2 separate regions of the Mus musculus genome follow, and region 1 is linked to region 2. The links are chromatin loops, found by intact Hi-C in ENCODE. Cell type or tissue: left cerebral cortex. All regions are shown on one strand. Links, peaks and the distances in the headings refer to the core of each region. The heading gives the core; the rest is flanking DNA.

What was found. Peaks named below come from ENCODE experiments on the same cell type or tissue, not always from the same donor. Only the 100,000 strongest peaks of a DNase experiment are listed, where the experiment ranks them.
Region 1: it touches region 2 in a loop (3-fold over the local background); 4 of 42 quality-filtered maps call a loop at or near these places.

Annotation. Positions count from the first base shown.
Region 1 is chr8:119,860,936-119,863,739 of GRCm38, forward strand. Klhl36 (kelch-like 36) reads left to right here and starts at 1,370. Exons shown (of 5, transcript NM_146219.1): 1 at 1,370-1,512. In left cerebral cortex, for the core only: no CTCF peak of the experiment used is centred there; DNase peaks (open chromatin) are centred at 1,256 and 1,897; H3K4me3 peaks cover 1,360 bases; H3K27ac peaks cover 738 bases.
Region 2 is chr8:119,926,469-119,929,272 of GRCm38, forward strand. All of the region lies in intron 1 of Usp10 (ubiquitin specific peptidase 10), which reads left to right. Among named protein-coding and RNA genes, the nearest start is that of Usp10, 18 kb to the left of the region's middle. In left cerebral cortex, for the core only: CTCF peaks have their summits at 230 and 1,426 (motif pointing left); DNase peaks (open chromatin) are centred at 188 and 1,415.

The sequences.
Region 1 (2,804 bases), core at 89-2,588, 66 kb before region 2:
AATAGCTTATGTTAGGCTGTCTATGACAATAAGCTGAAGCAACAGTAGAACTGTTTAATCTACCTTAAAATTCTTAAAAATTCTAGGTAAATTTAATAGATAATAGGCATAAATGTATACTCTCATGGTATACAACTAACAATATTCTCATTTCAAAACTTTTTTATCATCTTCCCCCAAAAGTCCCTAATTTTCCTTTGTTAACGGTCCCAACCCCCTCACCCCTGGCATCCTCTACCATGCTTCTTGGCTCTCCCGCTTTCCTGTTTGAACGTTTTACTTATGCATTTCGTTTTCAAGTGGTTTGCTTTTCTGAGACGTCTCTCTGTGAAGCCCAGGCTGGCCTTGAACTCTTTATCTTCCTGCTTCAGCCTCCCAAGAGCTGAGATGACAGCTGTGTGCCACCAAATGCAGCTGGGAGTGTCCTTCGTGTCTAGATTCTTTCACGTAGAGGAACCTCTTCAAGGTTCTTCCAGGCTATGAGTGACGTTTGATAACTATTAGATGAATTAACAATGATCTAAGATCAACAGATGTTTACTGAGAGGGTATGTACCTGCCATAAAAGCCCAGCAAGGATTGTAACGTTTGTTGGACAGCTTCGAGTGGAGAAGAAAGAGACAGAGAAAAAGAGAGCCGCAAAAGCTCTAGAGAGTGAGAGAACGAGAGAGTGAGACAGAGACAGAGAAACAGACAGGCAGAGGAGAGGGAGGGAAGAAAAAGGAAAGAATTATTTAAAATATTTTGAATCGACTTGGTCAAAGTTGAGGGGAGTGGTGGTTGAGGCTCTGGGTTTAATCTCCTGAGCTTGGGGGGGGGGGGGCAAGTAATAATAATAGACTGGGATAAAGGTATGGAGAAAGCAGAAAGCGGGCCAGAGTGTAGGGGGTGTGGCTGTTAGCAGAGTAGTCAACAAAGGCCTCTTGACAGAATCAGTGAGCAGAAGCCAAGGGAAGATGAGGAGGATACAGCCTTCCCGGAGTTCCCGACCCACCCTGAGGTTTGTCCCACGGAGCCACCTCATATCCTGGAGCCTGGGACGTGGGCGCCAGCAAGCTTCTGCGGCGCATGCCTGACCTACTTAGGGGACAGCCAGGCACCATCAATAGTAAGGGACCCTGGGTGTCTCTTACAGATCTTGACCAGCTCAGCTCCTTCCCATCCACAGACCCCGCCCCTAAGGCTACACCTCCTGCCTCCCGCCTCCTCAGGCCCCGCCTCTGAAGCTGCACTCCGCCTTCACAGGCCTGCCCCTCAGGCGAGGCTCCGCCCCTTATCCTGCAGACCCCGCCTTTCGCCCGCCTGCCGGCCCCGCCCCCCAGCCGCCATTGACAGTGTAGGCTCGCACTTCCTTGCAGAGGGATGGCTGCGCTTCGGGCGGGCCCGGTAGCCCCGCAGTGTGCGCTGCTCTGGTAGCGGCTCGCAAGCGGGCGCGATCCGGGCTCGCGGGTGCACAGGTGCGGCCCACGCCTCCCTCGGCGCCTCAGCACCTTCGGGGCGGGACGCGGGACGGTGAGTGCCGCCTGGGCTCCGTGCTGGCTCCCGGGGATCCCGGGTGGGGGGGCTCTGGCTCTGCACCTTCACCACACCTGCTTGCACGCAGCTAGGCGCCACAGACATGGTCCGGGAGACTAAGGCGAGCCTGGCACTGGAGAACTCTCTCTAGATTCCTTGGCCTAGAAAAGAAAGCTTCCAGACAGTGAGGAACTAGAGACCTGGCTGGCCGCCCTAAGTAGATGGGCAGAGAGGGTATCTATGTTTTCCTGTCTGTGACCTTGGGTGGGCCCCTCGGCCACCTGCCCACCCACGGTGCGATTTTAGCCCTGTGGGAACAGTGGTGCCCATTCTCACACCGCCAAGGTGAACCGGGAGAATCAGGGGTATGCAGTAATTAGATGCTGATTGGTACCTTTCTCTCTGGGCCCCCAGCAGCTGGGAGAGTTCCTGCCTGGATACAGCTTAGTCACAAAGTTACTAGTTTTCTGGAAAAGATTCAGTTGTGTCTTCTTTCCCAGAGAGAGCGGAACAGGATGGAATGTCCGGACTTCTTCCTCCATGGGAACACTGGAGCCCCCTCGCTCTCCCCATTTATCTCAGAACCAGCTGACTTATCTTTAGCAGAGACTCTTTGTTCAGTAGGAAACAAAATGATTCTTCGTGTGGGTTCAGCAGAACTGGGAGGGGGGGGGAATTTGTCTTGTAGCTCCAGCCCATGTTGGTTTTATAAGGAAAAGGGGGTAAAGAATTGAGACAGGAAAAGACAGACTCTTCTCCACGGGCTGTTAATGAAACAAGCGAGAGGCTGCACTTTCCAGCCTTCTAGAAAGAGAGGGGCTTTTGGGAGGAGGGAGGCTTTGGGAGTTGTAAGTAGGGGACTTGCAGGTGTTAGCTCCCACCCCAGAAGATAGAGGGATAAGCAGAATTTCTCTGAATTTAGCCCAACAGGTTTATTCCTAACTGGGTGTCCCCTGCCAGTGTCCGCCTAGACTTCCAAGTCCTCCAAAGCCTGCCTCATAGTTAAAAGACTATGGGACATCGTGTGTCAGGTCTATAGATTTGATCAGAAAGGTCAGCACAGCAGTATTGCTCGTGTTTGTGTGAGAGCACAGACCTCAGGGGAGGTTTCTCCTTGTGGATTCCTCCCTCCTATGACCAGACAGTACAGCTGTGGGCGCAGAGGAACCGGAGGCCCTGAACATCCTCCGACTGTTGGATGCTGTGTGGGCTGGGCTGTTTTACACACACACACACACACACACACACACACACACCGTTGTGACCTCTTGAGTTGTGAATCAAGGACA
Region 2 (2,804 bases), core at 168-2,667:
CAAACAAGCAAACCAGTCACAGAACTTGTTCTGTGCTGACCAAGTCTGCCTAGGCACGGGGTTGAGTAGTTGGTGGACCCAGTGACAGACACTCTGGGGAAAGTGACTGCCTCTTCCCCAGCAGCTACCAATTGTAAGTGGTTTCTTGGTTAGTGTAGGCTTTAGCATCTTCCCCTTTTTTCTTTTTGAGACTTTTTTCCTGTCTAGCCTTGGGCTGTCCTAGAGCTCCCTCTGTAGACTACAATGGCCTCAAACTCAGAGCCACCTTCTGCCTCCTGAGTGTGCATGTGCACCACCACTGTCTAGCAGACCTTTTTTTTTTTGAGACAGGGTTTCTCTGGATAGCCCTGGCTGTTCTGGAACTCACTTTGTAGACGAGGCTGGCCTCTAACTCAGAAATCTTCCTGCCTCTGCTAAGATTAAAGGCGTGTGCCACCACACCCAGCTTCTAGTAGACTTTTTAAATACAATTTGTAAATCATTTTTATTTTATGTTCATTGTTGCTTTGACTGCATGTATGTCTGTGTGAGGGTGTCAGAAGCCCCAGCTTTGGAGTTAATATAGATGATGTGAGCTGTCATATGGGTGCTGGGAATTGAACTGGGTCCTTTGGAAGAATCAGTGTTCTTAACCATTGAACCATCTTTCTAGGTCCCATCCCAATATTTGTTTGTTTTGAGACAGGGTTTCTCTGTGTAGCCCTGGCTGCCCTGGAACTCACTCTGTAGACCAGACTGACCTCTGACTCAGAGACCTGCTGCCTGCCTCTGTCTCTCAAGTGCTGGGATTAAAGGTGTGCCACAGTGCCTGGCTTACTTCCCCTTTTCAGTGCTGGCCTTTTTTCGATTAAGGTTTAGAGTGTTGAGCAGGTAGGTATTGGTGTGATGTGTGCATGTCCATGTTTCTCTCTTTTCTTGTTTATGCTTGTGTTTTGCTTGTGTTGTTTTGTGTTTGCCATGCTTGGGGCACAGCATAGAGCCTCATCAATGCCAGGCACCCCCATCTTCCCACCCCCACCTCCCCAGTCCTACCCATGGCTTCCTACTCCTAGTCAGGCCCAGGAGCTCTTGTAGTTGGTGAGAAATCTGGAGCTTTGGCGGGTGAGCTCGTCCTCTGCAGAGAGGCTTTGCTCCCTCACAGCCTCTGTTGCCTCACATGATGGCCCTGACCTCCCAGGTAGAGAGGCTGCTTGCCTAGCTGTGCACTGCAGTGGGTAACTGTCCGGTTTGGTCATCTCCCTTGATACTGAGAACTACTGAAAAGAGCAAAGGGTTAGCTGATTACTTGTTTCAGAGCCACCTCATATTACCAGGGACCTTTTCAAAAGGTAAAGAGCGTTAATTTAGGTCAGCCAACACACCCTCCGTTGAGTTTCAGTAGCCCCTTTGGAAGCTTAGAGACTGAGGAATGCTGTTCTCCAGTGCCCCCTAGTGTCACACAGATGGCAGTCTTCAAGTGTCCTGTGATACTGGTCTGCACTCTGCAGTGAGCCTGGGTCACCTCTCCGCCTTCCCTGGGAAGAGAAGATTTTTGAGCAGAATGTCTTGTCTTGGTCTTTCTTCCCTGTCTTTTCTTAAATTTGTAAATCCTGTCTTCCACTCCCAGGAGCTTTCTCTGCCTTTTGCAGTTTATCAGCATATTGTAATTTCCCTTTTTACCTTCCTAGAAATGTAAACTGTTAAAATGTGTCCGATAGGAAGCACTCTGTGATAATGGTAAGGCCTTTTCAGAACGACCCAGTATTTTTAATTTAGTTAACTTATTATGTGGGTATTTTGCCTGCACAAGTGTCTATGGACCACGTGCTCTTCAGGAATCAGAAGTAGAACCCCCTGGGACTGGAGTTACGGATGCTTGTGAGCCACCTTGGGGTTGCTGGCAGTTGACCTCCAGTCGTCTGGAAAAGCAACCAGTGCTCTCAACTGCTGAGCCATCTCTAGAGTGATCTCTCAATGGTGTGCATGGCTGTAAAGCCTTTAAAAGGGATGGCATGTGATATCTGCGCTTAACATGGTCCATGAATCATCCCGGGAAGTTCTAAGTGTTTTTTTCATATTTATTTTATTTACACACACACACACACACACACACACACACACACACACACACAGTGTTTTTGCCAACATGTGTACCCTTGGAGGCCATAAGAAGGCATTGGATTGCCTGGAACTAGCGTATCCAGTGCACCGATGTTAGAACCTCGCCTGCTGGCTTCAGCTACAAAACCGAAGCAAGACGTTGTATATGTTGGTGTAATGGCTCACTGAAATACCTCATGAAAATAGATCTCATGGCAGGGGGATGTGCTGTGTGCGTCTTGATGGGATTCACTGATGCACAGGAACCAGTGGGAAGGGAGGAGTCAGGATGGAGTTGCAAGCAGCCCTGCTGTCTCCTTGTCAGTCACCAGATGATGTTTGGTGTGGCATAGCTCCAGTTAACAGGCCCTACTGTGTCCTTTGATGGATTCTCAGCAGGATATAACTGAGGTCTTCACCACACACACAGTGGTGCCTGTGCAGCAGTGGATTTACGCATGACCTGTGAATTCTGTTCTTTATACCCACACAGTTTCCCTTTTGTATTTTGAATTTTGAGATGTGGTCTCTACACATCCCTGGCTGTACAGGAAGTCACTCTGTGGACCAGGCTGACCTCAAACTCAAGAGATCCACCTGCCTCTGCTTCCCAAGCGCTATACTGCCATCCTATACTTAGTTTCTGTCTTGCCTGCATGTATGTCTGTGTAACAGGTGCATGCCTGGTGCCCATGGCGGCCTGAAGAATGTAATGTGATAGAGAC